2 separate regions of the Homo sapiens genome follow, and region 1 is linked to region 2. A link is a loop called in an ENCODE intact Hi-C map of the cell type or tissue named here. Cell type or tissue: heart right ventricle. All regions are shown on one strand. Links, peaks and the distances in the headings refer to the core of each region. The heading gives the core; the rest is flanking DNA. Region 1 overlaps KIAA0040. Region 2 has its middle 81 kb from the start of KIAA0040.

Region 1 (5,381 bases), core at 83-5,082, 110 kb after region 2:
AAGTGGATGGAGTCAGGACATAGTCAGAGAGAGAGCAGGTAGGACCAGCTGATGAGGTAGGGGTGGGGAGGTAAAGCCCAGGAGAGAAGCTTAGTCCGAGTGTTGAAGGAATTCATTTATTTGTCCCATATTTATTAGCACCTATTATGTGATAAACAGCTAGGGCGGTGGGGGTGGTGGAGGAAGGTGAGGCTGGGGTAATAGGAGAGTTGGATTACCAGCCAGTCCTCCTTGCTAAGGAGGTGTGATCATACAGGTGGTGAGCAGCCAAGCGAGGGTTGCGCAGGGAGTGCGCGTTACATTCAGATTTTAGAAAGACGAATTGAAAGAAGGAAAAACTAGAGGCCATTTGAAGGCCTGGACAAATGAGGTAACAATGGGGATAAAGGGGAAGGCACCTTTCTGTGCCTTTCCATACCCACAGGGCCCAAGTGCCCCTAGCTCAAGCCCTGCTTTACTTACGATGCTCACCACGGTCCAGCCACACTTGGCTGCCCTCTCTCATGGATGTGCCATGCGCTTTCCCACTTCAGAGCCCTCACCCTTAATGTTGCTGCTACCGGAGGTCCTGCCCTTAGCGCTGTGCACGCTTGGTCCTTAGCACCCCGAGATCTCAGTTCAGAGTCACCTTTTCAGAGGCCACTCCAATTATTTCCTTTATTGCACTAACATGTATACTTTCTACCTGGAGAAGAGAGATAATAAGTGCACAAACAAAATGTCTGTCTTATGCATGACTATACCCATGGTGCCAGGACCGGAACTGACACATCCTAGGAGCTCATTAAATACATTGAGGGAGGGAAAAAAGGGAAAGTAGGAAAAGACAAAAGGGCAGTTTGTCGTCGGGGTGAGGAAGGAAGGAGGCTTCTATGTCCTACTCCACACAATCTTGGGAGAGCCCTGCAGAGAGGGGAAGGAAGTGTATCTAAACCCTTATGATTCAGCTCCTGAGTGGTGCTTATCCATATTTTCATTCTGAAATGGTCGCTTTGAAAGAGAATGATGAATGAACTAATTTAGTCTACCACAGGAAAACTAGAGAAAAGAGAAAATGCCTTGTAAAGGAGACCTACATAATCAAAGTCATGACTCCAGAACCATCTCACATTTGAAAAAGACAAACAAAACCATCATTAGCTAAGGAGTCAAGGGCTGTTTACTTTGGCCAGCCTATTTGTTTGGGATCAAACAATCAGGACTAACTTTTATTGCTAGGCAAGGCTCTGAGGCACTCTACTTCTACTGACTCATTTCATTCTCACATCCTGTTATTATCCATGCCATTCTACAAATGAGAAAACAGAGCGCCAGAGAGAGAGGTTAACCTGCCCAATGTGATACAGCTAGTGAGTGGGAGAGCCAGAATTCAGACCCAGGATATCTGGTTCCCGAACCACTGCTCAAAAGCACTAAGGTAAACCCCTCTTTGGCCAAAGCTGCCCTATAGGAGAGTTGTTGAACACATTGCACATTTGTTATAAGCAAATCATTCTAGGGATTATATATGCAATGGTAATTAATAATCATTACCAACATTAGCTTTTTTGTCACTTGTATTAGGCAGGATAGGCTAACTGCTGTAGCAGAAAATCCCCAAATCTCAGTGGCTTCACCCAACAAAAGTTTATTCTAACTCATTTCATTTTTCACTGTGGTCAGCAGGGGTGCTCTGCTCCACACAGTCATTCAGGAACACCTCCCATCTCTGCCATCCCCAGGGCTCTTGGAGTCCTCCCCTGGATGCTCTGCATCTGGCCAGCCAATGAGCAAGCAGAGAGAGAACAGGGAGGGCCCGGGAGAAGATTTCAGGAGCCACGTTTCCTTGGCTGGAACTCAGTCACATAGCCCCACAGAGACGTAAGGGGCTGAGAAGTATGGTCTCACTCGTGCTCAGAAAGAGAATATGGTGGGCATCTTGCAAAGCACTGTGGAAGAGTTTGTGGAAGAGACCTGGCAGGAGGGTAACCTGGGCCTCAGAAGACATTGGTTCTGGCCCTGGCTCTATTAGTCACCAGCTGGGTGATCTCCCGCAAGATGCAGTCTCTTTGGTCCCAGATTTCCCATCAATAAAGTAAGGTAATCAACCAGATGGCCCATTTCAGGAGTCTTCTAATCCAGAATGTTTACATGATAAAGCATCATTTTATTAAATAACCATGGTGCCTTAATCATTTTTCTATTGATGCTCTATTTGTGCTTTTGTTCAAAATTGCAACCATAATTATAACATCAATTCTGGGGGAAAATACTATCTATTTTCCTTTAATACTGAATATCTAGTTATGCATCATATATACTCTGGGGGGAAAAGAGAGCTTCCGACTTTGTATTAGGACTAGTTATTTGAAGCAATTCATTAAATTGGGGAAAATGTAGATACCTATTTCAGAATGCCTAGAGCTGGGTCTAAGTAATAAATGTAATGTTCTACAAGCAGATCATTTACTGTGATCAGACCATTTTTGTACAAAACAGTACTTACCTCTATTAGAGGGCACCTGAGCATGCCAGGTTAGCAAGGTGAGAACCATCAAGAAAATATATATCCAGAATAGCCAAGTTAATAACTACTGACTGAGGTTCCACTCTGTGCCCTCGCTGCCAGAGAGCCTTGGTTTCTGAAGTGTGTGATATTATCGTAACCACAGGGATTTTGTAAGGCAGTGTGGTTTGAGAGCTGGGGCAAGGTTTGGACAGGCAGGGTGGAGAGGCCTGGGGTTGAATAAGGTGTTTTAACCCCCCAAGAGAGATGGTGAGGAGTCAGGTAGAGACTGATGATTTTCCTGTTTTGGAAAGGAAAAAAAAAAAGAATATACATATACATTCCAGACTGAGAGCCCTCATAGGAGACTAGGGTTAGAAGAAGGAAAGTTGGGCACACCCAGGGACACCTCCTCTCATGTCCCTCTGCCTGAGAGTTCTCCCACCCATATCTGCTGGAAAACACCTGAGCCACGCCATCATCCCGCCCTTTCCGACCACCATCACCCTTGGCCCAGCTGCCACTTTCTGGACAACTGTGATCATTTCCTCCCCCTACACCCTCTCCCATCTGTCCTCTCACACGTCAGAGAGAGTGTTCTTTATGAAATCCACATCAATTATGTCCCCTCCTTGCTTAAAACCCCGTGGCTCTCACAGCAAACTCTAGCCCTCCACGTGGCTTACAAGGTCCTGTGGTGTGGGGCTGCCATTCATGGGCCCTGCCATCCACCCTCACCCCACCACTGCTGCTGTCAGCTACCCTGTCCCTTCAGGTCCTTTTCAGGGACAGCAATGGGTCTAATTTGTTCATCTAATAAAAAGCACAATACAGGTATTGTTTGCCTATGTTTCCAGACTTTGGGGGGACACTTTACAGTGTATTAACAATTGAACTCATTCTTTAAATGTAGAGAACTTCACCTGAAAAGGTCTTGGAGGGTTGAAGAAAAGCCTATCAAGCATATTACTTGGAAATGCTTTAAAATAAGTTTATTTTGTGTTTCAAAACTTTTCAGACACCCTAGCCATGTGTTTGCTGTTTTTGTCATTCAGATCTTCTCTCAGTCATCCCTCATCAGAGCCTTCCTAACCTCCCTGTTTCCCCTTTCATAGCATCGTGGGGTCTTGTTCGTGGCACTCACCATAATTACACTTTCACACCTGCCTATATGGTTCTTTGATGAATGTTTGGTTTGGTTCCCACACTAGACTTGGAGCACAGAAAGGACAGGGATCTGGTTTGCTTGTCCTGGGTACAAAGTTCCCAGCAGGAGTAGGTTCTCTGTAATTAGTCACTGCACGATGCCTGCTCAGACACCAGTCATGATGGTCGTTTCTTTTCATTGCCTTCCCTCAACCTTCTCCAGGCAGGACCGCTGGCTGCTTCTGCCATGCTGCTCCCATGTCCCCCAACACAGAACTTGACCACAGAACTCATCACACTATACTTCTATTTTTATTTCTCCCCCTTGCTAGACTGGGCGGTGATCAGGATCTGAATGCACAGGGCGGGTGTTCAGCGATTGTTTACTACGTTGAACGTGACCTCCAGGAAAGCAGTTCTGGCCGAGATCCCCTGACAACGCAAAGCAAGAAGTAACGTGGAAGGAGGCTCCCCAAGCTGGCTGGCCATTTTGCTGCTGTGTGTGGAGGTAAACTTCATCCCCCGTCTCCTCACCCATGATTCTTCCCCTCATTTAGCACATGGCTCCTGTGCTCATAAATGAAGGTCGGCTGCTCAGCTTGCTTATTCAATTATTCCCAAACCTGACAATTGTCCAGAAACACTCTGGCTGCTTGCTACAAACATAAATTCCTGGGCCCATCCTAGACCCGACTGAATCAGAGTCTCCAGGAGCAGGCTGCAGGAATCTGTATTTTTAACTCCTTAAATGACTCTTCGTAGCCAACAGTCCATCCTGCTGTCACCTGGGATCCTGGGCAGAGGAGCTAAAGCAAGCACAGTGATCAGCGCACCCAAGGTAGAAAGCTCAATGGAGCTGTTTGAGCAAAGGCCCAAGGGGAGGTCTTTGCTCCCAACTGTCAGTTATAAAATGGCCCCCCACACAAATCCAGGAGTCAGCAGTCGCAGAAGAGGGGTCTCTTAAGGTTCTCATAGAGAACTGAACCTCCCACCTCCCCCTACAAGAAGGGTGGTGATTTGTACCATTTGGAGGTCACTCTGGAGTTGGTCTCAGGGATTCTAATTGGGTGCCATTGTGATCCTTATTATTAACCTTTCCAGAAAGTATTTACTGTCTCACAGACACTGTTCTAGAGCTTTACATTTATTATTTTGTCTAAAAAACAAGAACAATGAGAGGCTGATGCAGAATAGAACGCCCTGCTCCCTTCTTGGAGAGCACCGGAAGGAACAGCAGTGTCAGGGCCAGCCCTGGACACAGCCTGCAGTAGCTTTTGGCTCTCAGAGATTGAAGCAGACCTCCCTGTGGAATGACCCACCCCTGTAACACTTCCAAGGGTCCCAAAGCCTGGGAGGGAGGCTGGGGCCTGTAGATGGCTAGCTGCTCTCCTCCACCTCACCTATGAACTCAGCAATCCTCCAGGCACCTTCAGATGTTCCCCAAGCGACCGCTCTCCATCTGATTTCTGGATGCCAGAGTCTAGAGCAACAGCCACAGACCTACAGACCAACCATATTAGGGAGATTATTTCTGAAGACCTTTTCATTTCAATGCGGTGGGGACCCATGGTTCTTTGGCAATAGGGATTGGCTTGGAGGTGAGGAAGGAGGAAGAAAAGCCCAGCACTGGAATTAGTCCATTGTTATTTCAAGATAACTCACTATTTTATGGATTATATTTGTGTAAGTATTTTACAGTTACAGAATGCATTAAATATATTGAATCATTTTGATCCCCACAATGTCATTA
Region 2 (5,381 bases), core at 76-5,075:
ACATACACCTTCCAATCCAATTTTAAGGTAAGTATGGCTAGCCATGAGTTCTACAAGCCCATAACCATCCCCAAGGAGAAGGGTAGGCACCTATTTTTGGTGAATTATGTTTCCATCCTAACCACATTTGGTCTGTTAAAGAAGGGTCTGATTACATTGTTGAGGTGGCAACCATCCCATGTCATGGGTCCCTGTCTGGTGGTGACTGTTATTGTGCCTTTCAAGACATAGAGACACTTTGCTTGATACCTGTCATCCACCCAAGTCCATCCTGTACAGTATAACCTAAGTTGGGATGGAATTTATCTGTTTCCTAATTAGACAAAAAAAAAAAGTGCCTTTTTGTCTCTCTGTATGAGAGGAAAGGGGCTTAGGCCACACAAGCTATAGTGCATGGGGAAAGAGGGTGTATGTTTATTATTTTCAGTTTCCCAATCATAATAAAGTCCCCATAAACTTAGGTTGGCTGGTTGAATATGCCAGGGCAATCTGGAAGTGGAGGAAAGTGGTAATTTTACACATACCCAACATTTGGCGTGATTATGCAGGGAGGCTAAAGTCTGTGCCCACGCAGCAAATAAGTTATTCTCCGTGTGATTCTAACTTATACCCAAAAGTAGAATGCCAGTCCATATTTTATGTTATCCATCCTTTTTGTTTCTTCTGAACAGGAGCCAGAGGTCACTGATTGGCTCATAGGAATAAGTGGGATCAGTCTCCATCTCCAGTGGCCTGTGGGGCTTCATAAGGGACAGGTTTAATTCAAGATAACTGGACTTAGCTATTTATTCCTAGAAGTTTAACTGCAATTGGGGTACTAAGGAGGACTTCATAGGATCCCTTCCATTTGGGAGAAAGCTGATCTGCTTTGGATACTTCTTTCCAAGTTTTTCATAGGACCCAGTCTCCCCACTAGGTTATAGTAAGATTCCCTTCCTAAGGAGAGAAAAGAAGTCTTTTATTTCCATATTCAAGGAGTGCTTTTTGCACTTGTCCTAAGTTGATTACATTATTTTGTAGCTTGAAAGTATCTATGTCTATTAGGAAGTCTGTAGTTAAGAAAAGTCTTTCAAACATTATTTTAAAAGGGCTGAAGTGTAGGTTTCCTCTAAGGGCAGTGCAAACCCGCAACAAGGCCATAGGCAATAGAGTCAGCCAGGCTTCTGATGTTTCCTGGCAGAGTTTAGCAACAGTTCTCTTTAGAGTTCGATTGGCTCTTTCTACTTTCTCTGAAGACGTGGCCTCCATGCTGAATGAAGGCAGTACTGAATTCCTAGGGCTGAAGATATGTTGTGGGTTATTGTTGCAGTTAAAGATGGGCCATTATCAGTCTGCAAGCTTTTAGGCAGCCCACACCTAGGAATTATTCATTTAATAAGAATTTAGAAACCTTGATTGCCTTTTCAGACCAGGTAGGAAAAGCCTCAATCCGACTAGAAAAGGTGTCAACAAATACTAATAGATATTCAAACACGTTTCACGGGGGCATCTGAGTGTAGTCTATTTGCCAGTCTTCACTGGGATAAGTTCCCCTATGCAGAACAAGCCTTACTGAAGGAGAAGGTAAAGCTGGGTTACTTGGATTATTTCAGGCACCAAGTTCACAGGCTCAAGTTACCTGCTTTACGGTTTTACGTAAGCCTTTTCCTATAGAAAGATGAAACATTTATTGAAACAAAGAATCTCTTCCCAAGTGAGTAGAGTCATGCAAATGTTTATTTTCCTTTAATTAGCATCTGGTGTCAATAGTCTGCTGTCAATAGTCTGATTACTGAATCAGCCAGCCAGAAGGATCTTGAATTAAGCCATGACAGTTAGCCCATTCTTGTTCCTCTTTAGTGTATCTCAGTTCTGTTATTACTGGGGCAGTGGGCACTAACATATCTACAAGTTTAACTGGATCCTTTAATGCAGTGACTTTAGCTGCATCATCTGCAAAGGAGTTTCCCTTTTCACACTGGAGTTCCCTTTCAGATGCCCTCTGCAATGGATTATAGCTACTCCCTTGGGCAGCAAAATGGCGTCTAACAGATTTAGAATTTCCAAGTGATGTTTTATAACGGAACCCTTAGCAATTAGGAGTTCTCATTCCTTCCAGATAGCAGCATGAGCATGAAGCACCAGAAAGGCATACTTAGAATCAGTGGAAATGCTAACTCTTAAACCCTTTCCCAACTGTAGGGCAATAAGAGCCAATAATTCAGCCTTTTGAGCTGAGGTAGAAGCCAGTAAGGGCTGAGCTTCAGTTATGTCATGTTGACTGACAATAGCATACCTGGCTTTTCTGTTTCCCTGGTGCACAAAGCTACTTCCACATGTAAACTGCTCTACCTCAGGATTATCTAGAGGCTCATCCTTTAAGTACAACCAGTTGGAATAAACTTGCTCCATAACTTGTATGCGAGAATGATCTAGGGTGCCTGTGAATTCAGGCAGATAAGTAGCGGGCTTTAAAGTCTGGCAGACTTTAAGGGTTACATCAGGAGTGTCTAGCAACAAAACCTGATACTTTAATACATGTCCCCCAGTCATCCTCTGGTGTCTTTTAGCTTCTAGTACTCCTTGTACTTGGTGTGGGGTCAAAACCTCCAGATGTTGTCCCAAAGCCAGTTTATTGGCTTCATATACCAAAAGAGCCATTGCTGCAACTGCCCTGAGACATCTGGGCCATCCCAAAGCTACATGGTCTAATTACTTAGAAAAATATGCTACTGGTCAGGGATGCCTCCCAGTTTCTGGACAAGGACTTCCAGAGCGTTCCTTGTTTTTCAGCCAAATAAAGGAAATGGCTTATCAAGATTGGGGATCCCTAGGGCTGGAGTTGTTCCCAGTTTCTCCTTGAGAGTATTAAAAGTATGTTTTACAATTGATACTGCATTCAAAAAGATCACGTGTGCTCCTTTTAGAGCCTTACATAAAGACTTGGCCATATGCCCAAATCCAGGCACTCATTAAGAGCAGAATCTTCCCATCCTTAGGAAATCCCATAGCTGCTTTCTGGTTTGGGGTTCCAGGATTCCCAAGATCACTTCCTTTTTTTCTGGGGGCTATTGCCCAGGTGCCAGGGGTTAAGACATATCTTAAATATTTAACTTCTTGAGTTGAAACATGGGCCTTATGCAGTGACACTCTATACCCATTAGTGTCCAGAAAATTTAGCAACTTAATGGCATTTTTATTTGAGCCCCTTTTAGTTGGGCTAGCTACCAACAAATCATTCACATACCAAATACTAGTGCCCCTATTCAATTTTAACATCTTTAATTCTCTAGTCAATGTATTTCCAAATAAATGTGGGCTGTCCCTACACTCCTGGGGAAAAACCATCCAAGTTAATTGAGAAACCAAATGACTATCAAGGGTCAGTCCATCCAAAAGCAAAGATAAATTTTGAATCAGGGTATACTCAAATGCAGAAAAAAAAAAAATCCCTGAGATCTAAGACTGTAAACCAACTTGCATCCCCAAGGACCTGGGCTAACAGCATGTAGGGGTTGAGTACTACAGGATGTTTGGGAATGACAGCACTGTTGACAGCTCAAAGATCTTGAACAAATATATAGTCTCCATTTGGCTTTTTAATTGGCAAGATTAGAGTATTACAAGGAAACTTAAAGGGTCTTAACAAACCAAATTGCAAAAACTTAGTTCTTAATGGATGAATCCCTCTTTATGCCTCTGGTTTTAGGGGATCTTGTCTCTTCCAGGAGTACAGGGCATCAGGCTTAAGCTAAATGCAAACCAGAGGAACATTTAATGCTTTGTCTGGAACCTCAATGTCCCATACTACAGGATTTATTTGGGAGGTTACTTCAATAGGCAAGCTAGATAAGTCCCTATTGACTTTCCTCCCTTATCACAGAAAAGGAGAAGAAGCAATCCTTTATCTGCCCTGTGATCTCCAAAAGATGCCACTGTTTGCAGCTGAGTCAACAAATTATTTCCTAACAAAGCGGTGGGACATTCAGGCATGATAAGAAAAGGCATATGAGAAAGCTGAAGTCCCTAAAGAACATCTTAACAGACAGGTAAAATGGTATCCATGAGTTTGTCCATCTATCCCCATGACCACACAGTTTTAAGATGACAGTGGCCCATTATAATGGTTCAAAACAGAGAAAGCAGCCCTTGTATCCAAAAGAAAGTTAATATTCTTATCTGCCACTTCAAGGTTTACCTGAGGCTCCTCCAAAGAAATGGTTAGTTGTCCAGTGGGACCGGTGGCTGAAGGTCTGAGGCCCCATCACTCATGGGCTTGCTTGGCTATTTTGGCCATCATTTGTTCAGGTGCTGATGGCTCCCTTCAGAACACTGGGAATTCCCTCTTCCAATCGCCAATTTTCTGACAATGTGCACACTGATTTGTGCCCAAGGCACAGTGACTTGGAAGCCCAACTCAGGGCTTTCCACCTTCTAGCTTCCCTTGTCCAGGCTAATAGCCTTAAGGGCAACCCATGCAGGAGGTGAACCTAAGGCTGCAACCAAAAGCTTCACTTTGTGGAAGGTTCTTTTAGCTCTTTCCGCTTCCTTTGTTTTGTCCTTGTTATTAAAAACTATCAATGCCATATCCAAACGCTGATTCATAGGAGTCCGGGGACCCAAGGCTGCTTTTTGTAGTTTCCTATTACTATCAGGGGCAGATAGGGTTATAAAATGTACTCCCAATAAAGTCTGTTATTTCCTTGAGGCAGGATCAGTGTTACATATTGCCTGATTGTCTTAACTTGACACAACGCTGGATGCTCATCTTTACGGTGAATACTTTTCTTAACCTTTTCATAATTAACAGGTTTTTTCATATACTTCAATCCTTCCAAAAAACAAATGACCATGTGATCTCTCTTCCCCAAGTCCTCACTGCCCCTTTGATAGTTCCATCCTGGATCTTGATCAGGGACTGCTGCACCCACTGCCTGGTAGATATTATGGTTAGGGTTATGGGCCAATACCTCATTTGCATGGGTCTGAGCCATTCCCAGAATGTATTGCTTCCCTTCCACTGTACAACAAACAGACAACAAAACATACAGATCCTACCAGGTCAAGTTATAAGTCAGAGTTAATTTCTGAAACTCATCTATGAATTTCCCTGGATCTTCAGAGAAATGACCAACTTTCTCTACACAAAGTCAAATCAGACATAGAAAAGGGGACATGTGCCCTTACAGTGCCTTCTTCCCCATTTGCCACTGCTCTAAGCAGACAAAAATTTCCCTTTGGAAGTTGATAAGAGGCTCCACTACAAGTAGTACTAGCAGGGCTAGGGTCCTCAGGGAGTAGCAGGTATAGACTAGGATTAGACAGGTAGGGAGGAGGGGACAAAGGAGTCTCAACAGGACTTCCAGAGAGGCTAGAAGAAGAGGCCAATAGACCTGAAGCAT

Evidence for each region. Hi-C counts contacts between places; a loop is a spot of excess contacts. Peaks named below come from ENCODE experiments on the same cell type or tissue, not always from the same donor. Only the 100,000 strongest peaks of a DNase experiment are listed, where the experiment ranks them.
Region 1: it touches region 2 in a loop (2.4-fold over the local background); 3 of 110 quality-filtered maps call a loop at or near these places.

Annotation. Positions count from the first base shown.
Region 1 is chr1:175,165,320-175,170,700 of GRCh38, reverse strand. KIAA0040 reads left to right here. Exons shown (of 4, transcript NM_014656.3): 3 at 3,964-4,139. Among named protein-coding and RNA genes, the nearest start is that of KIAA0040, 25 kb to the left of the region's middle. In heart right ventricle, for the core only: no CTCF peak of the experiment used is centred there; no DNase peak of the experiment used is centred there.
Region 2 is chr1:175,271,085-175,276,465 of GRCh38, reverse strand. No RefSeq gene overlaps it. Among named protein-coding and RNA genes, the nearest start is that of KIAA0040, 81 kb to the right of the region's middle. In heart right ventricle, for the core only: no CTCF peak of the experiment used is centred there; a DNase peak (open chromatin) is centred at 2,638.